Linked DNA regions of Mus musculus: region 2 is linked to region 1. A link is a loop called in an ENCODE intact Hi-C map of the cell type or tissue named here. Cell type or tissue: heart. All regions are shown on one strand. Links, peaks and the distances in the headings refer to the core of each region. The heading gives the core; the rest is flanking DNA.

Evidence for each region. A loop is a pair of places that touch in the nucleus more often than their neighbours do. Peaks named below come from ENCODE experiments on the same cell type or tissue, not always from the same donor. Only the 100,000 strongest peaks of a DNase experiment are listed, where the experiment ranks them.
Region 2: it touches region 1 in a loop (4-fold over the local background); 4 of 42 quality-filtered maps call a loop at or near these places.

The regions. Positions count from the first base shown.
Region 1 is chr10:111,587,910-111,600,561 of GRCm38, forward strand. Gm30262 (a long non-coding RNA gene) reads left to right here. Exons shown (of 5, transcript XR_380793.4): 2 at 1,049-1,145. 4933440J02Rik (RIKEN cDNA 4933440J02 gene) reads right to left here and starts at 6,364. Exons shown (of 4, transcript NR_045344.1): 1 at 6,195-6,364; 2 at 6,040-6,096; 3 at 1,018-1,171. In heart, for the core only: no CTCF peak of the experiment used is centred there; a DNase peak (open chromatin) is centred at 6,892; H3K4me3 peaks cover 1,943 bases; H3K27ac peaks cover 2,927 bases.
Region 2 is chr10:111,538,849-111,551,500 of GRCm38, forward strand. No RefSeq gene overlaps it. Among named protein-coding and RNA genes, the nearest start is that of Gm30193, 29 kb to the right of the region's middle. In heart, for the core only: no CTCF peak of the experiment used is centred there; DNase peaks (open chromatin) are centred at 5,293 and 9,263; H3K27ac peaks cover 2,543 bases.

The sequences.
Region 1 (12,652 bases), core at 2,097-10,096:
TCTTCAGCAAAATCTTTCTGGCATATGCACTAGTGTCTGGGTGAAAAGGAGGATTCTGAGAGGGAGTCAGGGATGAGTATTACCAACTGACTCTAGGTAGAAAACTGGTCATGAACTAGGGGTTAAAGTCCAGGAAGAGCCAAGGCTAGAGATGTAACAGGGGGCCAGGTGCCAGCTGCATGGTGAGGGAGGCTATTCTACTTTGTGTGTGCAGTAGGCTGGGGGAGGGGAGTGTGTGTGTAGGGTGCTGAAGGCTGAAGCAGTTTGTGTGTGTAGTACGTTGGAGGGTGTGTGTGTGTGTTTCTGGAGTCTGAAGCAAGTTTAGAGGGGCCATGCTCAATCTAATCAAGTGGCAAAAGGAATAATTAATTTGATACTGTATAGAAGATGTCAGATTTTAAAGATAGCACTGCATTAAGATACGGTGTGAGCCAACCCCACTGTGTCTGTGCAGTGACCCGTGGGTTATCAGTTGGTTTCCTCTATTCAGAGCATGACTAAGCTGATTGTGCTACTATCAGAGTGTCAGGTCCAAAGGAGACTCTACTCCTGACTCTGGCCTGCCAGTTGGGCTCTACCAAAGGAGCTATTTCCTTATTTCTGTCAGAGGGAAAAGTGGATATCTGTAGTGCCTACGAGCATCCAGGCTTACTCAGTAGCTGTGGCTCTCAGCTCTTCTCACCCCACCCCTACCCAAAACTTCTCCAGCTTAGGGTTTCCCTTCCCCAGCTTCTTATTCCTATATGACCCTGCCATTCTGGCCAGGAACTTTCTTGGTCCTCTGTCTTTTACCTCCTTCTCTTGGTCTTCTCTCTCTCTCTCTCTCTCTCTCTCTCTCTCTCTCTCTCTCTCTCTCTCTTTCTCTCTCTCTCCCTCCCTCTCTCTCTCAAGTCCAGTCTGCTGGCCATGTTCAGTGTGTACAGTGTGTACCCCTTTCTCTCTGTTCTGGACTCTTCCATCTGCCTCTGGCTGTACTCTTTCTCATATCTACAATAACGACCTTCTTTTCAACCATACCTTAGAACAAGCATGTCCTCCCTTTCTCCAGTGTCTGCACCTGGATTGCTGCTCTGAGAAGACTGAGTATGTAGCGTGTGTTGAGAATGAAGAGATGTTCTAGTTTGTAGGGCGTGCTGAAAGTTAAGGTAAGTTCTCATTTGTTTCTATGTTGCTGTGGGGAAAAAAAAAAAAACAGAATCACTATCACCATCACAACAATAACCAAAAACAACAATAAGAACAACTCTAATCAAAAGCAGCTTGGAGAGGAAAGAGTCTATTTGGTTTACACTTCCAGGATACAACCTGTTATTGAGGGAAGTCAAGGCAGGAACTTGAAGGTAGGGCTCTGGTAGAGAAACCATAGAGGAATGCTGATTTCTGGCTTGCTGTCTGGCCGCTTTGCCAAGTTTAAACTAGCTTTCTTATGCATTCTAGGATCTCCTACAAAGGGATGGTGCCATTCACAATGGGCTGGGCTATCCTGTATCGACTTACAATTAAGGCAGTCCCCCACAGACATACTCACAGGCCAATTTGATCTAGGCAACTCCTCAAACAAAGCTTTCCTTCCAGACGACTTTAGCCTGTGTCAGCTTGACAATTAAAGCTAACTAGAAAGAGATAATCTCAAGTCCTGGAAGCAGCTCAGTTGGAGGAGTCTTTGCCAAGCATGCAGATGACCCTGGGTGCCATCCCTAGCATAGCATGAATCAGGAGCAGTGGGCACATTCATAACTCCAACACTCAAGAGGTAGAAGTAGGAGGAACAGAAGAGTTCAAGGTCACTCTTTACATCACTGTGAGTTTCAAGCCAGCCTGGGCTATATGAGACCCTGTCTCGGACCAACCACCAAAACACAGAATCAAAGCCTAGATGGAGTTAAGATCTTTTCTGTAAAAGCCTCTACTGCCCTGCAAGGCAGATAACATGACATTGTCTATGTTGGTTGGCTGAACCCGAATCAGTAGCTTCGTCTAGCACCGAGCTCAGAACTGGTCCTTTCCCAACCTTCAAATAAATGGCTACACATGTTAAATGGTTTAAGAGTGTCTTCTTTCCCCCAAGTCTCTTTAGCTTTGTGAAGATAGACATTTGAGGCAAAACTTTGAAGCTGTAGACAGGTTTCTATTAAGCGTTAAAAATGTTGCACTCTTAGGGGCAAGCAGACATGGACACATAGATGATTTCATAGACACTGAACTTTCTTCTTCCGCTTCCTGCCTCTGCCCCTCCACCCCATTTTTAACATTTAATTTTATTTATTGTGCATGTGCGTGTTATGGCATATGTGGAAAGCTCAGAGGAAAGCTTGAGGAGATTAATGGTTTTCTTTCATCATGTGGGTCCTGAGGATCAAACTCTGGTTATCAGGCTTGGCAGCAAGCACCTTCCTTCACCGAGCCATCTCACCAGAAACCGCTGCCCCGCATTCTACCCTGCTGGAGACGATTTGAGCTTATGCCTAGCTATTGGCCAGATTGTGTAGATAACTAGTTTTCTCAGTGGGACTCAACAGAAACCCAATTTTCTTGAAAAGTCAGAGATGATGAAATTAACACATGGCATGTCTTTTATCCAGGAACTAAATGGTCAGAGGTGGGGTAGAAACTCTAATGTGGTACATCAATACATTGTTGAAATTTTTTATCCCAATCTGGGGATTCTACCCTGTCTAGATCATTTAGTTCCCAGATAACACACACACACACACACACACACACACACACACACACACACACACACACACACACACAAAACCTTTATATTTACAGTAAGCTTAATCAACCCTAAAGCTAGGCCGATATCTATAATTTCCTATCAATAACCCTGAGTTATTACTTACCATGTATCATCTGGGCTGCTCTTAACTCCAATTGGTCAGCCCTCATGGCCACGTTTTCTTGATTCCTGATCCATGGTGGCTTTTTCTTCTTCCTGCTTCTCTTTCTCATAGTTCTTCTCTGATCCCCTAACTCCCATACCAGGAGGCCAGGGAACCCTAAAACCCACCTATGTCTCTTCTGTTCAGCTATTGGCTGTTAGTATCTTTATTCACCAGTCAGAAATAACTTTCAGGCAAGGTCACATAGTGTCACTTGGGTCTATATTCGGACTTTCTGGTCTCTGGGACAACTTGTATTAGAATACAAGTAGCATGAGGCCAACATACTACAGTGGAACTCAATAGAAACCAAATTTTCTTGAAAAAGTCAGAGATGAAAAATTAACATATGGCCTTTAGGGGGATACTTCCAGTACAGTAAAAACTGTAACAGAGATATTGACACTACATTCTAGTTCTCTGTTTTCACATTTATTTAGCATAGAGACTCTTCACCTGCTACGCCCCTTGGTGTGTTTAACTTCTCTGTAGTTTCTCTGCTTCACCAAGGCAGAAATTCTCAGAGAAAGTAGGTGACACACACATGCATACCACACGTGTATCTGCCTCTCATTCCTGTGGCTTAGGTGGTGGGAAGCCTGTGGCATTGGAGAAGGCAGCCTTGAAGACCTTATAACATTGCATGGCTTTTCCTACACCGCTGGTTTTCACCCTTGAACCTTGGCGAAGTTAGGATTATCAAGGATCTAAAAGGATTCTTAGAACATGGTTCCAACCCCAACCTTCTGCTCAAGGGAAGATCTGTGTGTGTGTGTGTGTGTGTGTGTGTGTGTGTGTGTGTGTGTGAGAGAGAGAGAGAGAGAGAGAGAGCACAAAGCTAGAAAGGAGAATACATGTAGCCATGGATTCTGACATAATTTTCTCATCCATTTTAAAGATTTATTTTCACTTTTAATTATGTGTATGCATGCGAATGCAGGTACTTGTGGAATCAGAGATGCAGAAGGTTATGAGCCCCCTGATGTTGTAGGTGCTAGGAACCAAACTCAGGTCCTCCACCAGATCAGTATTCACTCGTAATCACTGAGCAATCTTTCTGCTTCACTTTCTCCTTCTGATGTGAGTCTCTGTGGTTACCATCAGATCTGAAGGCTATCAGCAACAGTTTGGGACATATTGTTTTTTTCCCCCTCTGTTTCATTTTGATGGGATGATTGAGCTGGGAAGGAAAAAGTCAAGAGTTGCCCGAACAGCTGCTACACACAGATGTATTCTTGAGCCTAAGGGAATCTCAAGGAGATGACAAAGGATTTGAATCCCAGAAGCTGTACAAACACGAGAGAAGCGCTGGGAAGGAAGGAAAAAGATGTGTCCGCCTGCTTCTTGTGGTGAAGAAGCATCAGTTGTTTTTTCATCACATTATCTATGAAATTATAGAACCCTTAGTGCTTGTCTTCGATTCTGTTGCTGTGAAGAGATACCAGGGCCACACAAACTCTTATAAACAAGGTTGCTGTTGGTTTTTTTTTTTAAAATAAAAAACACTCTTTATAAAAAAAAAAAACTCTTATAGAAATAATTTCATTGGATCTTGTTTACAGTTTCAGAGGTTTAGTAAAATATCCCCATGGAGGGGGTTGGAACATGTTGGTACCTAGGTAGATATGGTGCTGGAAAGTTAGCTGAGAGTTGTACAGCCAGATCCACAGGCAGCAAGAAGAGAGGCAGAGAGGAGAGAGTTACTGAGCCTGCCGTAGACTTTTGAGACTCAAAGCCCCTCCCCTGGTGACATAGTTCCTCCTACAAGACCACACCCACCCCAACAAGGCCACACCCCCAAATCCTTTCAAATAGTGCCACACCCTGGTGACCAACCAAGCATCCAAATCTATGAGACAGTGGGGGGCCATTCTTATTCAAACCACCATAGTGCTGATAGGCAAGTAGAAAAAGGTGTACCTTAAAATCATTTTATTTAGATCAGTTTAAGGTTGACAGGAAAATTAAGTGAGAAATGCAGAGATGGTGCACACACTCCCTGCCTGTCCCACATGCAATCCTCACCCAGAATTTGCTTGGGGACAGTGCACATGTTGCTAATGTTAGAGCTCCATTGACCTGCCACATTTTTACTTAATGAAATTCACACATGGTAGTAATTACAACTTACAAAGCCACCGTTTAATCCTTAGAATGCTTCACTAACCTACTTCATCCATCCTAGCCTCCTAGCTCCAACCTTACTGAAACAAAAGGTCCTTTGTAATGCTCAAGGGAGAACCTACTGGGTTTAAGTGAATCTGGTTAGTTCCTAGAGTTAGAACATCCCCTCTTTTCCTCATGTTTTTCTTCTTTTCACTTTCTCTTGCCTTCATTCATGTTTCCCCCTCCTTCCTTTCCACCCTGCATCCCCCACCCCCTTTTCCTTTCTTTTTTGGAAGGTCCTGGCAAGAACTCTTTTGCTAAACTTGTACTATACATTTCTGATACATTGTGTTTATGCTTTAGTGATAGCCATTATTAGATACTAGAGAGAATGTTATAGACTAAGTTTTATTTTATGTAATTTTAGGTGCTTTCCTGCATGCATGTATGTGTGCCTGTGGCGGCCAGATAGGGGTTTTGGATCTCCTGGAACTGGAGTTACAGACAGTTGTGAGCAGCCATGTGGGTGCTGGGAACTGAATCCAGGTTCTCTACAGGAGCAGCAAGTGCTCTTAATCTCTGAACGCCACCTTTCCAGCCTTAGGTTTGTGGGTTTTTGTATTTCCTTTTTTGATAGATATAAAAAAGGGATTTTGAAACTAACCAACCTTAAATCCTCAAGTTCTTAGTGGGTCATCAAGTCAATATAGTAAGTTTCAATAAATAAAGAGAACACTTGTATAGAAAATAGTAAAAGTGATTGGGTTTCATCAAAATTTTGAGCTGCACATTCATGTGCGTGTCTACTTGGGTGTGATGTGAAATACAGTTCTTACTACGCTACAAAGAGCTGGGAAGCCTTTGGTGTCGTGCCTCCTGCTTTCTTGGTTCAATTTAAGTACCATATGCTATCTTTACAAAGCAGTAACTGACTTAGTTATTCTTTAGATTAGTCTCCATTTCCATAGAGGCGATTGTACTGGAATAGAAATTAGAATTCTAAACAAATGTTTGCCCTGGATGTAATAATACTGAGGTGACAACTTACACAATAGACTCTCCCTCCACTTCCACGAACTATCTTTCACTCCGTTGCTTTTTGAAGCTGTCAACAGATCATTTTGAAAATCCTTTAGGAGTGTATCAGAAAGGTGTGAGGACGTTCTAAAATTGTTGATGGAGATAGAAGGGAATTTTACAGACCCAGGATGTCCTTAGAATTGGGTTGCATAGATGGACGGAGTCTGTGATACCCCTGAGAGATGTGGTACCGGAAAAATGTACAGAGATGTCCTGATATCAGTGGGATCACCTGGGGTACAGCTCACACACTGCAAGGCTTCCTCTGATTTCCGCTTCTTTTTACAATTCCCAGTTATCCACAAAACTTAGTTTGAATCTTTCCTCAGACACCCCGCCTACCGGAAGTGATGGAAGCACGTAACCGGAAGGAGATTAGAGCTAACGTTACAGCCAAAGGCCAGATAAAGTTTGTCCCAGCCTCATTTTTTTTGGGGTGGTGGTGGTGGTGGTGGTGGTTGGTCATTTATCTACTCTGAAAATAACTTACTTAATCTCTAAAACTGTATCTTCATTGCCTCTAACTCTCACCAGACTGTTACCCGATAGTGAATGTGTGATGGCCAGTCGGGTAGTAAATAGGCGCGTCTCCTGCTGATGGGTATGTTATTAGTTCCTTCCCGAGACTCGTTACGGAACCTTAACGGATCAGAGGGAAGGATTTCTTGCCTCTACACGGAGTACAATTTCAGGCATCATGTGGGATTGCTGGCCTTGTCCCCTGTTCCCTTCACAGCCACTCAGCTGGCGTGATACAGGGCACAAGCTGGATAATTACCCGGCAAGCTTATCTGGAGCCTGGTTATCTAAATGGGGTCCCTCTGGAGCTCCTAGAGTCTGCGGAGAGGGGTTGTGTCATAGGAAACATAGGCTTGGCTGCTGCTCACAGCCGGGGGTTGGGGTGGGGGGTAGAAGGTGCCTGGCTAGGCTGCTGCCTGGGACACGAGGCTAGTGCCAAAATGGCAAAGTGCCATTGTCCCTTCCTGATTTTAGGCGCGCAGAGCTCCGATCTGAGCCGCTAGGTAGTCTAAGATGAAAAGGCAGGGAAATTAATGATTTCTAGACCCCTCTTTAAGAGCTCAAAGGAAAGCAAAATGAAAACTCCTAAGACACTTAGGATACCCGCCCATTGGAAGCTGATTTTGCCGGGAATATTATTTGTGTGGAATCTGAAATTATAGTGGAAATTTCCACGATAACGCAAGGATCTGTCTTCAGGTCAACAGGTAAAGCTGGCTTTAACTTTATTCTCTTCGAGAAGTAGACCGCTTAACCCTGAGTCAGCCAGTGGTTGAGGAGGCTACATGGATGTCCCATTTGGCAACTGACCTTTCTTGGTTTTCTCCCTGTCTCTTCCCTTCCCCTCCTCCCAGTTTGATATTTGATGTGTCAAGGACAAAGACGTGCAGGAAGGAAGGTCGCAGCTTACTGTCGATCTCCACCTCGAGCAAGCCTCAGGACATCTCTGAACATTTATTTGAGACCCCCTTTGACTATAGGATCGGTCCTCACGGCTCCTCTGTTAAGACCTAAGAGGGAACCGAAGCTGACAGGTCACAGTGGGAGGAATTTATCTCAGGCTGGACCTCAGAGAGAGGGTGCCCGGTTTCCTGTCTTCTCTCCCTGGCGTCTCAGAGATATCTCAAGACCTTTGGACTCTGAGTGTTGCTGACAGAGATAGTGAGTGGGAAAGGAAAAAGGAGGCGGTCTAATGAGGTGGATGGGCTCTTTTTTCTGGTTTTCCCCAGATGCAGAAGCTGGTGTGAGGGAGCGGGGCTGCCTCCCAGGTCTCAGCTGTTAATCTGATGGAATGTCTCAGCCTCTTCATTTCCTGTCATCTTTCCATTTAATCATTAACCCCAGCTGCTCAGGACCAGGCAGGGCCAGGAGATAAGCAAGCCGGTCCCCGAGAGAGTCCACAGGCATGATTTGACAGGATAATGCCCTCACTTGATAAAAGGAGAGACTCTCTGTCAGCTGCCCGCATCCTCCCTGAAGCTCTGGAATCTGACTTCATGGAGCATTTGAGCAGCTAAGCTTTTCCTGACCCCCTCCCTCCCACCACCACTCCCGCCTTCCCCCAGTTGCTGAGCATAATTGAGAATTAATTGCATGTCTGCTTATTATTTTGCTTACTTAATTTGGTCTAAACGTTGTTCACACTCCAGACTTAAGGCCTGGAAGTGGCTGTCTTCAGGTATGATTTGAGATGTCAGGGAAGCCCCTATCTCCTGCTTGTTCACTGTTCACTCACATTCCCATTTTGTCTAAAACTAGCTTAGCTTTTTTCCAGAGCAATCTATCTTCCTTCCTTCCTTCCTTCCTTCCTTCCTTCCTTCCTTCCTTTCTTTCTTTCTTTCTTTCTTTCTTTCTTTGATTTTTTTATTAGATATTTTCTTCATTTACCTTTCAATTGCTATCCCAAAAGTTCCCTATTACCCCCCCCCCCCAACCCACCCACTCCTGCTTCCTGGCCCTGGCATTCCCCTGTACTGGGGCATATAATCTTCGCAAGACCAAGGACCTCTCCTCCCAGTGATGGCCGACTAGGCCATCTTCTGCTACATATGCAGCTAGAGACATGAGCTTGGGGGGGGGGGGGTGTTACTGGTTAGTTCATTGTTGTTCCTCCTATAGGCAGAGCGAATTTTCTAAAGTTTTTTTTTCTCTTCCTTTATAGTGGTAATTATACTATAGTTTTTTTTTTTTTTTCCTAACAAAACTTTATTACATTTATGTTAGGTCTCAGACCTGGGGCAAATGGCTAACTGGGGTGCCTATTAACATATCAGAGCAGACACTGTCGGCCAGTCTCTTACTATCTCCAGTACCTGGAATACTCCACCCCTACCCTAAGCATGCCCAGCTCAGGGACTGGGCTAGGGTGTCCTTCCTGAGGCTGCTCTTTCCTCTATAACCAAGACTTTTTGGCTCCAAGGTCCCTTTGACCCTTTTTGGGCCTCTTGCCCTCTGGGCCTCTGCTCCTGGTTCCCACCTGCCTCTCCCTGTACTCCTGTATTCCTCACATGGCCCTGTTCAGTTGGCCAGTCCTGTTCAGTCTGGAATCTTCCAGATGCCCCTGGCTATGCTTTCCCTCATAAAATAAAATTCCTCCTCGGCCACACCTGGGAGCAGTCATGTCCTTCCTTTTCTTTGTCTTTTGTTTTCATTCAATTTATAATGTATTTCATCGGGCTGTGGGATATATGGTATGATAAACTGTTAGCTAATTATACCTCAGCAAAAAGTATTTTAGGATTTTTTTTTGTCCCTAAAGAATTACCTTAAAAAAGAATATATACAATTTGGGATGTTGGAAATATAAAATAACATTAGGAAAAAAAATCTGGAGGCCCAGTGAGTTGTTTGGGAAGGAAAGTGTTATTGTTTTAAGTTCAGGTGAAAGGGGCCTGTGAATTAAGCTAACAGAAGACCGGTTAATGGGGGAAACGGCATGTGACTCACTAACATTAATGTGTATGGTAGTTCATAGCGAAGTGAACTAGGAGAAGCAGTAGGAGTTTATTGTCTGTTATAAAGGAAGGAAGGAAGAGGGTTTGAGGTCAAAGGAAGAATACATTTGGGAAAAGAGAAAATGTGAGTGGGGACCAGTGAACAAGAATGTTCATTGAGGTCTACTTACACACACACTCACATACCCCCCACCCCCACACACATATGTGCATACACGCACACAGACACTCACACACACTTACACACACACATGTCCACATACACAAACACACATGCACATGTACATTCACACACGTGCACATACACACACACACACACACACACACACGTACACACATGTACACACATGGACACACACACATCTGGGTTCATCATTACCTTCAATAAGATTTCCAGGGAGATGAGGAGGATACTAAGACCTTGTCCCAAATATTTTCCCTTCCCCCACCCTACATACTTTTGATTCTATGTTGTTATCATCTCAAAATAACGCTCTTGCCAAAATGACACTTTGAGACAGCTGTTGAGGGGCAAGTGTGTTTTGTACTATAGTTTTGAGTAAGAACTTCCATGGAAGGCTAGACAAGCCTGATTCTCCAGATAATGTCCTCAGGTGCTCAAAGGAGGCCATGGGGCTTTTAGCTGCCCTCTCTGCTCCAGCAACCTCTCTTGGGGGCAAGGGGGCTGTGACATCATGATCGGCCATCATGACGCACAGCTTGTTCCCTGTCAGGGCTGTTAACATTGAATTAGTAAAGGCAGGTCCATTAGACCCTTACCTGAGAGACCAGTCAGCCACAGGGTCTCCTGTCTGCTGCCCCCACAAGCACCACGTGGTCTTAGGGGCGGAGCTGGAATATTTAGGAGGTGGAAGGTGACTTGGAAGGGGTTGGATCTCTTCAATGATACAGCTTTCATGCCTTGTCACCCAGCTCTGTGGGACTCTGATGCAGCTGCCTACGAGACACCCCTTCCTGAAACTTTATGTGTTCCAGGAAAAGCTATTGGCATCTAAACAGGGACTCATCCAAGACGGGCCCTGCTGTGGGTGACAAGAAAGGCAACCGAGGCTGAGCTAGCTATTTCAGGGTGAAGCGTCTGCAGCAGAATCCCCACAGCTCTGCTTCCCTATGCTTCAAGGGATGGACTACATCCTTGCTGGGGTGCCAGTGGCCTACATACCCTAGCTGAGCCGGCTGCCCAGTGGGGACTGGCTAGGGAGATGTGTCCTCTGTGTAACCTTGGAGTTGACAGGAAAAGTGAGGCCTGGGGAGAATGAGATGGGGCTTGCTATTTCTCGTGGCCACTGAAGGAGCAGAAGGAAAAGTTGTAGTTGCAAACTACAACTGCAGTAACGTGCTCATCAGATCCAAGTGAGGAGAACCCGGTATGGGGAAAGGGGAAGAACAAGGTACAATGGATAATGAATGAGGAAGTGATGTATGGAACGGTTTACACTTGATCCCCAGAGCTCAGGCCAGATTCTGATCATTAAGAGTTAAGGAAAATGTTCCTTCACCAGGGACCATTTCTGAGCTCAGCAAACCTTCCCAGCAGGACCTGATCTCTCCAAGACAGGCGCTCCAGTGGATCTGAGTTAGATCGGTGTATAGATCAGGTTTGTAAACCACCAAAACGGTCAAGAGTGAGTGCAAAAGGGAGAAAGCAGGCAACAGTTTGGGCCTCTCAGATGCTAACACGGCAATGTTTGTGTTGGGCCAGAGTTCCTAAGAAGCAATGGACAAAGACCCAGAGTCTGTGCTGGGGGCCTTGGAAGGCTCTAAACCCTGAGCAGCAGTTTACAGAAGAGGCGAACAATATGGATATGGAGACAATCTCTGTAAGTCTTGCTATGGAAGAAGGAGTTCTCATGGGGCAAGAACTACTCCAGTTGTTCCCTTAATGGGGTAGCCAGGGTAGCCTTCAGAGGAGGTATCGTTTTCAGTTTTAACGTTAAAAAAAAAAAAAAAAAAAAAAGAAAGAAAAGAAAAAGGAATCAGACAGGTGTAGCCTGAGTTCTCAGGAAGCTCTGATAAGCAAGCAAATGGTCACTGACGACATCTCAATGAGGGAGATAAAGGGGAAAATGTACTCCAGGGGGGCCTGGCTTGTGGTGCGCTGCGTTATTGGTCACAGGAGCTGAAGTACAAAGTACAGAGGGTTGACAGAGCTTGGTGGCTTTTCTAGGTCACTGGCTTTGGGAATGGGGGGCGCTGGGTTTCAAGCCATCTCTGTGAAATTCCAGTTGGGAGTGGTAAGGCAAGTTCTGTGAATCCAAGGGCAAGCCACAGTTGTCATCTGGAGTCTTGGAGCAGAGCCAACACACCTGCACTGTGAGGGTCCTTCCCACCCCTCCCCTCTCCAGGGATCACCAGGGACTTCAGAGGAAGTATTTGTTCTAATCCTTTCTGGAAATGGCCTTTGATATTTTCTTACTCTGTGTGTGTCTTACTCTGTGTGATGATCACCCTAGAATTGACTTTTTTTTTCCTGTCTCTCTCTCTCTCTTGCCTGGCAAATGAACTAATAGCTTAGGAGGGGGAGTGGCTCTTGCCAAATAATAGAAATATTTCTCTTTCAGTTTAACCGTTGACCCAGCTTGCCAGGAAGCATGGCCTTTCAAAAGAAAAATCTATGAAATTCTTGTGGGCAAGATCCTGGATTTGCAGGGGGCATCGTTGTAAATGCCAGTTGCTGGGCTCCTGAATGGCCACGGCTCTCTACCCTCCCAAGCCCATGTCACTGACCAACTCAGCACACGTGGGCATTCTGCTTTTTCTGTGAATTGAAGTCATGCCCCTCTTCTCTGTCTTCCTTTCTTTTTCTGCTTGTCACACAACTGGGTGACAAGACCAGTTTTCAAGGTTGTGATGATAGTGAGGACTCCTCCCCTGTCCCTCCCTCCCCCAGGCTGCTCTGTGACTGATCCCTGGAGAGACTGAGAAGGTGGGAGGTGGGAAGAGAGCAGTTGGGAAAAGGGAACTGGATGGAGAGGGAAGCTACCAGAAGGTTCCTGTCTGTACCACTGGGAATTGACCCAAAGAACCACGGAAACAAAATAGTTGCCAGTAAAAAGTAGCATCATGGACTCGATGACTTTAACCACT
Region 2 (12,652 bases), core at 1,922-9,921, 49 kb before region 1:
CAATGGTTAAATAAAGATGCTTCCCACCAAGTCCAATGACCTGGGTTCGATCCTTACAACCCATGTGATAGAAAGAAAGAGCTAATTCTGGCAGGTTACCTCATGACCTCTACATGTATGCTGGGGCACATGCACAGACATATAAAACTTAAAAAAGGACCTTTCATTTTTTTTTTTTTCTCCAGCTGACATTCCTGGAGAGTTTGAGCTGAAAGTGTTTTGAAGTTTGGAAGCACCGGTAAGTCTGCTGTTTTGTATGAAGGACGACAGGCACGGAAGCAGGAAGATCAGGTGGGAGGTTATTGCAACCATTCATTTACAAGAGAGATGGATGGTGGGGGGCTAAGATATGATGGTCAAGGTATGGTCTAAATGGACACCCAAGGCATTTTCTGGAGGGCTGGGTGTGTGCCATTAAACAGAGTTGAGTTTGGAGAAGGTGGAATTGCCGTTCAATGAAGTGGGGGAGTGGGGCATTGCTTTTTATTTGGTAGTGGTGGGAGAGTAAGGGAGGAGGCATAGGTTGTTACATTTGACACAAGTCAGAGGCATTTAATAGCTAACTGGAAACATTAAGTTGGGATTTATGTTTGTGTGTGTGTGTTTCCCAAGTAGAAAAACCAAGAATTGCATCATTGTATCAGAGCAGAAAAGGAGATGGTAGAAAGGTTGAGGAATGGCAGTTAAGACTAGAGAAAGTAAGGTTTTTTATCCAGCACTGGATAAAAAGGACCGAGGACTGGGGCTATTCTAGGCGACAATGACAGGCAGTTGTCTGCAATTGTTGATCTCTTCTTTGAAGGCAGACAGGTCCCCCAGAGCCCTCAATGTGTAGAAGAGCTGAGCTGGATATTTCTCTCCAGGCTCTCAAGGGTTAAGGCTGGCTGAGTCACTCTGTTGCCACCTCTCCAATTCCCCTTTGTTAGTCTAGCATGGTGTGGCCAGGTTAAGCTGGGCCTCATAAAACGAGGCCCCTGTGGGAGCTACATTTGCTCCAGATGACCTCAGAAGAAAATGCAGCCCTCCCACAGAGGACTGAAATAAATACTTATCCTTGTGTTACCGTGCACAATGGCCGCCATTGGCTTGGGACTGTGATGTCAGTGAAGCCTATCCTGCCTGAGGCTGCTCAGCATAGCCTGCCAGGCCCAGGAGCTGAGCCTTTCCTCAGGGTTTGAACAGACTCTTAGTTCTTCCACTCAGGAGTTCAGCTGGCAGGATGTTAGCATCTGTGCCGCCCACTGCAGCCTGGCTTCTCCTCAAGGCACTTTCGAATTCTCCCACAGTTTCCTTCTTGAATTCATTTCCTGTCGGCTTCTGTGTTCTTGCCTCCCGTTCCTCTGTAGGTTCCATGTGGGCTGTTCCGCTCCTTGGTCATCTCTTGCTGAGCTACTTCCCTTATTGCTCCACCCACTTCATTTCTTACGATTTGTTCTATGATGAAATTTGTTCTGCATTTTAGCCTGACTCTTATTGCCAAAGCTCAGAATGGGTTGCTGTTCGCTCTTGGTGGGTTTTTGATTTCATGCAGGAAGCGATTGTATACATTCCTAATAATGAATCCTAGTTGGGACAAGTTGTGGCGCCTGTCTGTGTTGTCTGTGACCTCCGGTGGAGTGAGACACCATTAGTGTTTTGGTCGAGATTACCAAATGTTCTTCAGGACTTTCCCATTGGTGTTGGTTTGGAATGAGATCACGTGATCCAGCAATCGGATGTTGTAAGAGGCCTATAGGGTTCAAGTCACTTGGTGCAGGTTCTGTCATAATTCTGGGTCAGACAGTAGCCTCTTCTTTATGCCTATCACTATGGATTTCTTTAGCATGTTCCCCACCCCACCCCCCACCCCTGAGTGCCTGGTGAAGGGCCAGCTCTACTCTTTATTTCCTGATGTCTCAGTGATTGGCCCTTTTCTGATGTGTGATATGGGTAAATCTCCTTGCAAAGATGTGCAGTGCCCAGCCTTAGCTGCTCAGATGTGAATACAAGGCATCCCGAAACGCCAAAGGTTCCGCACAGCGTCATGCTCTAAGGAGCATGCGCTGATGCGGAGCATGCGCTTATGCTTGGGAATGCTAGGGTGATTGTCACAACCCTAATGCCTTTAAGGGGCCACTGTGAGGATTGTTTGTTAAAATTCTGGCGGAAGATGGGATGATCGTCTTGACTACAGTTCACAACAGAAGGTCAGAAGATGAATTGTAAGTGAGGCCCAGAATTCAATTGGCCCCTCTCAATGTGTGCTTGATGAGGTGTTTCGGTTGGAGCTTTTACTGGTCAAGCTTGAAAAGTCAATCTGTTCTCAAAGGTCACATTTCCCATATCGGGGAGCAAGGAAATAGGCTAGAAGCTGCTAGAATGTTTGTTGCTGTAGCTTCCCTTCTTTCTTATACAAGGGAAAGAAATAAAAAGATGTAGAGATGACACATGGGAACAAGACTTCTGTATTTTTCCCATCTGCAGTCTACTACGATTATTATGTACTCAGACACAAGGAAGAGGGACAGGAATTGATGTGACAACAAATATACAAGCCCATGGCTGCCAGATCTGCACCCAGTCCCTGGGGCCCACAGTGTGTAGTTAAAAGCTTGGAATTTGAAGGTGAATAGCCCTGGCTTCAATTCTGGTTTCTTCACTAATTAGCCTGATTCGTGGCAAGTTATATAAGCTAACTCATGATTGTTCATCTATTAGGAGCAATATCAAAATATTATTTCTCTAATATGATTACTGTGAGATTAGAAGAACTGATGCCTATTAAAAAAAAACAACAACAACTTAGCAGGAAACCTGGTGTCTGAGAAGAAATAAATAGGTAATAGTTACTTAGAAACATTTTTTTTTTTTTGAGCCAGGGTCTCATGTATCCCAGTTGTCCCGAACTCAATATGTAGCAGAAGGTGACCTTGAACTTCTAATCCTCCTGCCTCTACCTCCCGAGTACGTGTTGCAGGTGTGTGCCACCATGCCCAGTTTATGCAGTGTTGAGGATGGAGCTCAGGGCTTTGTGCTTATTAGAGAAACACTGTAGTGTAGAGGGATTTTAACCCAGCTACATGGCTACTCTGGCTGGAATACAGACATACCCTTACAGCATACCTGGAATACAGACACACCCTTACAGCATGGCTGGAATACAGACATACCCTTACAGCATACCTGGAATACAGACACACCCTCACAGCATGGCTGGAATACAGACATACCCTTACAGCATACCTGGAATACAGCACACACCTTTAATCCCAAACAATGAAGGTAAAGTTGTTTGTAGAAGGAAGCACCCATGTTTGAAAGTGATTTGTCTAATTGAGTGGCAGACAAAGTGACGAATCAGAGAAAGATTTGACAGATAGGCTATGCCCAACTCTCACAAAAACAGTGAAGAGAGGTGACTTAAGAGAAAGCAGGACAGAGAAAGGGAGGAGAGTTTTACCTGGAAAGTTCTACAGAGATAGGTTGAAGAGAGAACAGCTAATCACAGGTGAAGACAGAATGAGCCAGAGAGTGAGAAGGAGTCAAAAGATTAGAATAGATTGCCAAAGTTAGTATGAGCAATTAAGTTAGAAGCTAAGAGAATTTGAATCAGTCAGTTTGGAGAGGAGTTTGAGCCAGAACAGAGGAGTTGGTCAGCTAGCCAGAGTTCAGAAAAAACAAAAAACAACAACAACAAAAAACCTTGAAAGTGTGAGCTTATTTGGCAGTAAGTCTCAGAGGCTGAAAACATTCTAGACCTAGTATTTGATGTCCATATTAAGTTTTTTTGTTAATTTTTTTTTGGGGGGGGGGGTTCGAGACAGGGTTTCTCTGTGTAGCTCTGGCTGTCCTGGAACTCACTTTGTAGACCAGGTTGGCCTCGAACTCAGAAATCTACCTGCCTCTGCCTCCTGAGTGCTGGGATTAAACGCGTGCGCCACCACCACCCGGCCTGGATTCTTTTCTGCATTACAGTCATGGGTCTTGGGTCTGCCTGAGTCGAGTCTCTGAGAAGTTAGGAGCCCCTGAGGCTCCCTGGTTGCTGCAACTCTGTACCATGACAGGAGCCTGAGGAACTTCCATTACCAGTGATAAATGCTGAAGGCGAAGAAGCAATAGACGCTGCCTGCCTGACTGGAACAAACTGTCTCCTCTTTGTCACTTAAGCAAGCCAACTGCTGTTGGGGGGAGCAAGGAGAAGGAATGTGGAAGTATTTAGTGGGCAGTTCGGATGGGAGAGAGGGATGCATCGAGGATCAATCCCAGGCTTCCTTTTTGAGAAATGGTCAGAGCATCATCCACTATACAGTGCCTCTGCACCAAGCACAGAAGGCCGTGAACCGAGCTGCAGGTTTCATGAACACCCCCGACTCCCACTTCTGTAATTATGAGGAGTATTTTTTCCTAGTGAAGTGTGCTGCTTTGAGGGACCGTGTCTTCTTTTCATAATGAGTCTAGCAAGCTGAGCTACCATCTGTAGACCCAGATGAGGAGAGAGATTACATTAAAAACCTACCTTGGCCCGAGGAAGTACTTTTCAGACACGTAGCTAACCATTTTCTAAGCTGAAGTGTGAGCAGAGAAGTTGCACACTCTCACCTCCACACACTGAGCTCAAATAGATTCAAATGCAGGCATCGAGAAGCACACAGTTAGATGGCAATTTAAAGCTCTGCCTTGTGGCCTTCACTGCCCTTTTACTCTTGGCTCTGTCTATGTTCTTTGAGAGAACTGTATTTTGCTTTCCTATTAGCATCGGGGAAGGACCCCATTCTGCTTTTATTTCAAACTTCAACCACCCCTACACGTGTTCGATTCCTCTTGAGATGCCATTGATGCGCCAGCCTGGTACTGGAAGCTCACTGCCTTTCCCGAGGCAAGGCTCTGGGATTCCATCTTTTGAATCTCTGAATCACAGATGCCTTCCCACTTGCACACTGGCGGGAGCTCAGTGGACTTCCTCTAAGCAAGCCAAGCAAATTCTCTAAATGCCAGATGTAAGATGGGAATTCAAAGGTCATGGTTCTCCTCTGTGCTGCCCCCATTCCCACCCCGGCTAGGAGTGTGAGAAGTTCACATGACTGCACAAGACACCACTGGGCACTGCTAACTGCCATCCGTGCCAACGCATAGGCTCTGCTCTCTGTATCATAGAATGACTGTCTGTATTTGCTGAGCTTGTCTCTCCTGACCCGAGTCTCCAGCTCTCCCAGCCAATGCATTTGCATCATTTCTGTGTGTGCCTTGTTTGACCTGCCTCTTCTCCAGCACTGTGAGCCGGTCTGTGGGTGGTTCCCCCTCCCAGCCCCCACTGCCATGAAGAATGACAAGGGCAAAGGTCAGAAACTCCTATGATTCATTTCCTCTTTGCTGCACGCAGTGGATAGCTTTCTGGATGAGTCACTCGGATGCCAAGTATGGGACTGGGGTGGGGGCTCCTTTACATGAACCCCAAGGCGCTGCTATGCCCCCTCTCCGTTAGAAGAACAGAGTTCTTAAGAGCCCTTACAATTTTTGTATTTTCCTCCTGTGGTGTTATAAGCCCATCTGTGCCCTCTTTCTTTGTCCTGTTTGCTTGGATAACATTATCATCTTTTGTGGTCTCCTTGAATTCTGACTCCAGAATTGGCAGACACTTAAAATAGACCTCAAATGTGCTCTTATATTAATACATTTTCCAGGGGCTAGAGGAATAGCTCAGTGGGTTAAGTGCATGTTGCATAAGTATGATGGCTTGGGTTCAAATCCCCAGAACCTACATGAAAAAGCCAGATGTGGTTTGGGTGATGGTGGAGATGCACGCCTTTGATCCCAGCTCTCGGGAGGCAGAGAGCTGGATCTCCGAGTTCAAGGCCAGCCTGATCTCCAACGTGAGTTCCAGGACAGCCAGGACTATACAGAGAAACCCTGTCTCTAAAAACAAAAACAAACAAACAAAAGGCTAGATGTGCTGCCTGGCTGATACTTGTAATCTCAGTGCCAAGAGATAGAGAAAGAGAGATTCCCTGGGGTTGCTGGCCAACCAGCCTACTCTAATCTGTAAACTACAGGCCAATGAAAAACTTGGTCTCATAAAACAGGATGGGGCTGGAGAGACAGCTGAGTGGTTCTGAGTAAGTACTTCTCTTGCAGATGATGTAAGTTCAGTTCCGAGCACTGACCTGGGATGGCTCATAATTGACTGTAACTTCAGTTAGAGATTATCTGACACCCTAGCCTGGTCTCTCTAGGTACCTACCTACATATGAACATACCCACACAGAGATACACGCCCACATAACTAAAAATCACCGGGCATTGGTGGTGTATGCTTTTAATCCCAGCAATTGGGATAGGGGACAGAGGCAGAGGCAGATGGATCTCTGAATCCAAGGCTAGCATGGCCTATAGATCAAGTTCCAGGACAGTCAGGATTATACAGAGAAGCCTGTCTCAAAAACAAAAAACAAAACAAAACATAAAAAAAATAAAATAAATGCTAGAAAACAGCAACAATATGGTGGAATGCGTGTGAGGAATGACTCATGAAGATGACTTGGCTTTGACACATGTGCACATATGGAGACACATGAACATGAACACATATACATATACACACACAAAATAAAAATATGCTCTCATGTCATTTAGACTAAACTATTCAGAGAAGTGTAGTCATGGATCCTCAAGAAAAAAAAAATCCGCCTTCCAGAAGGACAGCATATGGCGACAGCAGACATCAGCTAAGGAAGATGACAATTGTACTTCACACTGAGGTCCCTATCAAGGTGTTGTTTCCTCAATGAAGGGAGGTCACTGTTTTGTTTTTGCCTTTATATACAAACAGAAAACTAAGTGCACAGTATAAGAAATAATTATCAACCAAACACCCTCCATCAAGAAATGAAACAGGTCCAGCCCAGAAGCCCCTCCTTTGTTTGCCTTCCAGACAACGCCCTTGCCACTCCTTGGGGTACCCCTATCTGTGGTAGCCACTCCCTTGCTTTTGTGATTATGTCTGTGTGCTGGTTAATTACTTTCAGGGCAGTATCACCTTTATCTTCTGCACATGGCACCGTGTAATTCATTTGTGTTAAGTAATGACCACAGGGGACACGGGGCTAGCTCTGTGTGTGTGTAGTAGTCTTTCTTCTTCTCAGAATTGCACAGAACTGCTAACCCATGTCTCCAGTCGTGAACTAAGAGCACTTCTGCTAAAACATACATTTAGAATGATAACACTGTGGAGGTGAAGTAAGCAAGACACTTGCAGTGGTCCAAGCATGCCAATGCAGTGGTCCAAACCTGACACTGCAGTGGTCCAAGCCTGACACTGCAGTGGTCCAAGCCTGACACTGCAGTGGTCCAAGCATGCCAATGCAGTGGTCCAAGCCTGACACTGCAGTGGTCCAAGCATGACACTGAAGTGGTCCAAACCTGACACTGCAGTGGTCCAAGCCTGACACTGCAGTGGTCCAAGCCTGACACTGCAGTGGCCCAAGCATGACAATGCAGTGGTCCAAACATGACACTGCAGTGGTCCAAGCATGACAATGCAGTGGTCCAAGCCTGACACTGCAGTGGTCCAAGCATGGCACTGCAGTGGCCCAAGCCTGACGCTGCAGTGGTCCAAGCATGACACTGCATGACACTTACAGTGGTCCTCCTACGTGCTGCAGTTTCTAGGCTGCAAGTAGAGTTACATAGCTCCCGCAGGGAAGACTGAGCCCCTCCTTATTCTAGGCTCTTTTCTCTAACTTTAGTGGGAAACAGCCCAGCAATGTCAAAATCTACAGAACCCACTCGTGACAGGAGCCTTTTTCTAGTTCCAGGGTTCCCCTCCCCACCCTCAACTTCTCACTTGCTATTTCTGTGTAGTTTTTGGGGGGGGGGCTTTTAGATCTTCCTTGATCTGGAATATTCTCTGCTGAACTAGGGAAAGAGGGTAAGTGGGATGGGACATAAAGTCTTATTCTTAGCTTCTTTTACTTCCACAGTTTCCTTTATTTTTTTGTCACCGGCTAACACAGCTTCGCTCAGGGGCAGACAGCTAACAGTATTTTATAGATACCAACGATACTCGGGATGGTGGCTTACTGTTCCTACTGTGTAAGAAAGGCCACTGTCACTAGAAAGCTTCAGAAACTATCAAAGGCTCACCACACTAGACACCAGGAATTCAAAGGTTGAGCTCAAAAGCTAAGTTCTTTGTTTGTTTGTATGTTTTCAGGTTTTGTTTTTTTGTTTGTTTGTTTGTTTGTTTGTTTTTGTTTTTTGTTTGAGACAAGGTTTCTTTATGTAGCCCTGACTGTCCTGGAAACTTATTCTGTAGACCAGACTGGCCTGGAACTCAGGGATCTGCCTACTTTTGGCTCCCAAGTCCTGGGATTAAAGGTGTGCATGCCCTGCCCCCCCCTCCCCCCCAGCTAAGTTCTTCTTAGGCAAGTCCCCTCTGTGTTTATTTGGCTGAGGACCCTGGACTTGCTTCATAGCCACCGTATTAATTCTCTCTCTCTGTCTCTCTCCCTCTCCCTCTCTTTTCTCTCTCTCCCTTCTTTCCTTCCTTCCTTCCTTCCTTCCTTCCTTCCTTCCTTCCTTCCTTCCTTCCTTCCTTCCTTCCTTTCTTTCTTTCTTTCTTTCTTTCTTTCTTTCTTTCTTTCTTTCTTTCTTTCTTTCTTCCTTTCTGAGTTCTTACTGCTGTTAGATAGGAAATATGCTCTCGTGTTTGTTGGTAGAAATGGGCCCTAGGACCCACATATTTTTGTACTTAAAACACTGGCTTTGACTTGGGAATCTTTAGGGTAAAGGGCCTCAGGGTATGGCCGTTCCCTTTCCCTCCTCTTCTACAGGGGGGTAGGAGGTGGACCATCAGTCTTTGAAGTTCCTGTTTGATCACAGACCAGTTTCTGTGTTTCCTGACAGGTCTGGCTGCCTCCGACCTGGCACCCACAGTCTGTATTCCTGCATTTTGAGCAGAATGTAAGAAAATCTAATTAGAAAAGAAGGAAGGCAATTTGAAGGGAGATCACCGTGGTAACAACCGCCGCGATGTAATGGGGTTCACTGTGGAGTTCAAGTTGGTAAAACACCTGTCTACCTCAGACCTTGTCCAAATGTGTCACATAAGGCTGTGTTGGCCTTGCCTATAGGGCAATTGGGTCCATGTCCCCTTTCACCTCCCACCCCACCCTCACACGTGGTCCCTGTGGCCAGCGTTTCTTCAGGAGAGGAGAGTTGGTGGGGAGGCTCTGTGTAGCAGTTGCTTGGCGGAGGAGCAGGTGTTCAGAAAACAAATGAGTCGGGGATTTAATTTTGGAGCGTGTCTGGAGGTGGTATTTGTGGAGCACGTAGAAGATATTTTCAGAGGTGATTATGAATTGTCCCAATCTGTGTCCTGAAGTTTAGGAGAGGAACATCTGCGTCACACTAAATGTGGAACCTGGATGAGACTCAGAGACTGTCACAAGGGCCAGGATCCTGGGCCAGCAGTTTTCATTCATCAAGTGAGAGTGGCAGCGCAGTGATGAAGGGCATTTCCAGACAAGGAAGCCAGGGAGAAACGGCCGGGAGGCGCCCTGCCACGCAACCTCAGGGGCTCTGAATCCACAGAGGCAAGGACAATTCTCTGTCTCCCTCTCGTTCCAGGCTGGACCACTTAGCTTCTCTGAAGTGAGGAAGTAACTATGTTATTGTTGTCTTCCTATGAAATACTCCTTCAGCCTGCCTTCTTAAGAAAAGAATTTCTGGGGCTATTCATTTAGTAAACATTTCTTTCTTTCTTTCTTTTGTTTTTGTTTTTGTTTTTGTTTTTCGAGACAGGGTTTCTCTGTATAGCCCTGGCTGTCCTGGAACTCACTTTGTAGACCAGGCTGGCCTCGAACTCAGAAATCTGCCTGCCTCTGCCTCCTGAGTGCTGGGATTAAAGGCGTGAGCCACCATGCCGGGCCTAGTAAACATTTCTTAAAGCTCTCATTGTCAGCCAGTGTCTTAGACCCTGACAATAGGTAACAATACAGACCAACAGTGCAATTTATTTCATTTACGAAGTTTCTTTCTTTCTTCTTTAAGTTACATTTATTTATTTATTTATTCCCTCCCCCTCCTCCCCTGTGTAACACATACATATATGCCTTAGAGAACATTTGGAAGTCAGAGGACCTCTCTGGGGAGTCAGCTCTCTCCCTCTCCCATGTGGGTTCCAGGGATTGAACTCAGGTCATCAGGCTTGGTGGCAAGCATCTTTACCTGCTGAGCCATATTACCAGCCCTTCATTTTTCTTTTCCACGAGCTTTGCAGACACAATTATATGATTGTAATTGAAAGGTTGCCTGTGTTGGTCATCCATAGAAATAATAATGATAAAGGTTATATATATATAAAACTCAACAGTAAGGAAATACCGTGGATTTTACGAAGCGATGGAGCCCAACCAAAGAATAGAGACTGCTCTCTCCTTTGTTCTTAGAGCTGTATCAACACTGGAAGCACTCGTTCTTGACTTAGCTTTTTGAGGTGCTAGTTTTGTATCCACGTCCCTGGGAGAAGATTGGAGAAGATTGTGGATTTGTTTTTTGACTCTCTGTGAGCAATGAGGTTGTTTTTGTTTTTTTTTTTTTCTTCTGAAGATCTAGAGTATCATTAGGTCCTCCATTAGAATCAGAAGCAACCGCCAGGATCCATCTCAGTGGAAGGAATGCTTTAGCTGAGGGTTTATCTAATGCCAGTGCCTGGTTACCAGCAGAACTAGCCTCGTCCTTTTTATTACAAACTATAATTCCTGACTGGTCTGTGTTCCTAACCGCGTCAGTGAATGGCCATCCTTCATTGTGTCCTATTCCATCCTGGAATCTGACACCTGTATTTCTATCATAGTTCTAATGGCAATACAGCAGTGTATGTTGAGACTCTGTAATAAGCCATGGGTTGAGGCTTACTAAATTGGATGTTTGAGGTTAAAAACAATAGAAAAGTAATCATACTTTAGTATTTTGTTCTTTTAAGATATTCAGGAATGTAGAGTTAGGGACTGAATTGAGCCCCACACTAAATTCTTGTTTCTGACTGTATTTTCCAAATCCACATGCTCTCTATTTATTTTAAATAGGTGGTGTTATTACCCCAGGCAACACCCTGTATAAAGTATTAAGGCAACGCTATAGAGAAACCTGTAAGTACAATTGCAAGGGGTGGCTACCGTAAAATAAAAGAATGTCTCAGGAATCAAATAATAAACAAATCCTGGGCTAAGTAAAAAGAGTGAAATCACATTCTATTATCCAACCGAGGTAAAAAAAAAAATGGTCAGGCCTATTTAGTGTCTTCTTTCTCACTTGGCAGAGTCCAGCTCTCAGATTGCTTCAGGGTCTGGCAGTGAACTCGCAACAGGCTGGAAATACCCACACTTGGGGGGACTGCTTGCCAAAGGTGTGGCTACGCAGACTGTCAAAAGGGCTCTGTGCCTGAGCCCTCTTGCTTCTCAGTGACTTTTGTGCCAGGTTCCAAACCAATGCCTAGCTAGAAAGACAAATCCTGGTACTGATCCCTGGCGTGAAGAGCCCCCTGGTTTAATTTGAGCAGAGGTCTTGTGTATGGCTCCAAGTTGGAGGCTGGCCCAAATGAAAAAGCAAGGCAGATTGCTGTGGCAACAGTAACCCATTACTCTCCCGGCATACCAGATAACAGAATTTACCCAGGTGTGACAGGCACTTTGATTTAGAGAGGGTTAAACAAAGTTCTCTTTGGTGACTAATGGATTTCTTCTTTCCCATGGCTAGAGCTGTAGACTGGAAGGGGAAAAATAATGCTTTCTGCTCTCAATAATAAAGAACCAGGAATTGGGGACCTCAAAAGCAGTCAGAACCAAGAAGTGGTGTGGAGGCGGGAGACAGCCTGCAGTACTTCAAGTCAGGCACCTTTTCCAAATTTCTCTGCATTTGTCAGGTTAAGGAGAGCCTCAGACAGCATATGGACACTCTACCCCAACTGGGTCTATCTACCACCCAGTCGAGTGGTACAATCCCTAGATCTGGGACCCCAGAGATCTGCCTAAATTTGATGGGGCCAAGAGGGGGCTTGGAGAGATCAGAGTAGTAGCATATATCATGAAGTCAGTTCGCCACTTGAGACACTTGTTGGAACTCCAGTATCTCCAGGCAAGTGTTCCACGCGTTCCAGGTCAGTTTTCCTGAGCGGAAGCATGAACTCATTCTTCTGACGTCATTAGATAATGAGAAGGAGCCAAATTTTTGGGAACATTTAACATAGGATTTGAGGCCAGATGCAAAGAACAAAGAAAAAAGACTGGTCCACAGAGGACTCAGTGCAGCCAGCCCTCAACTTGTCAAAGTCGTTGCATGGCCAAGAAAGCTGGCCTTTGTAGCCTGTTAACTGCATCAGAATCTCGGGCACTACCCCTGCCTGTGCATCAGCCTGCACCATGGGTGGTAGCTTCTATGCACAGGAGGTGGGAGTGGAGTCATGGGGTGGAGGGGGAGGGGGCAGGAAAAGAGGGAGGGGAAGGAGAGAGAGAGAGAGAGAGAGATTCATTCTATACTAGAGTTTAGTTTTACCCTTTGGATTAATTTCTTGGTTTGTGACACTGCAAATCTTAAAAGTGTCTTCTCAAAGGGAAGGAAATAAATGGGACCAGAGATCAGAGAACCAAGAAGGTCCTTGAACATTCACATTCCTGTC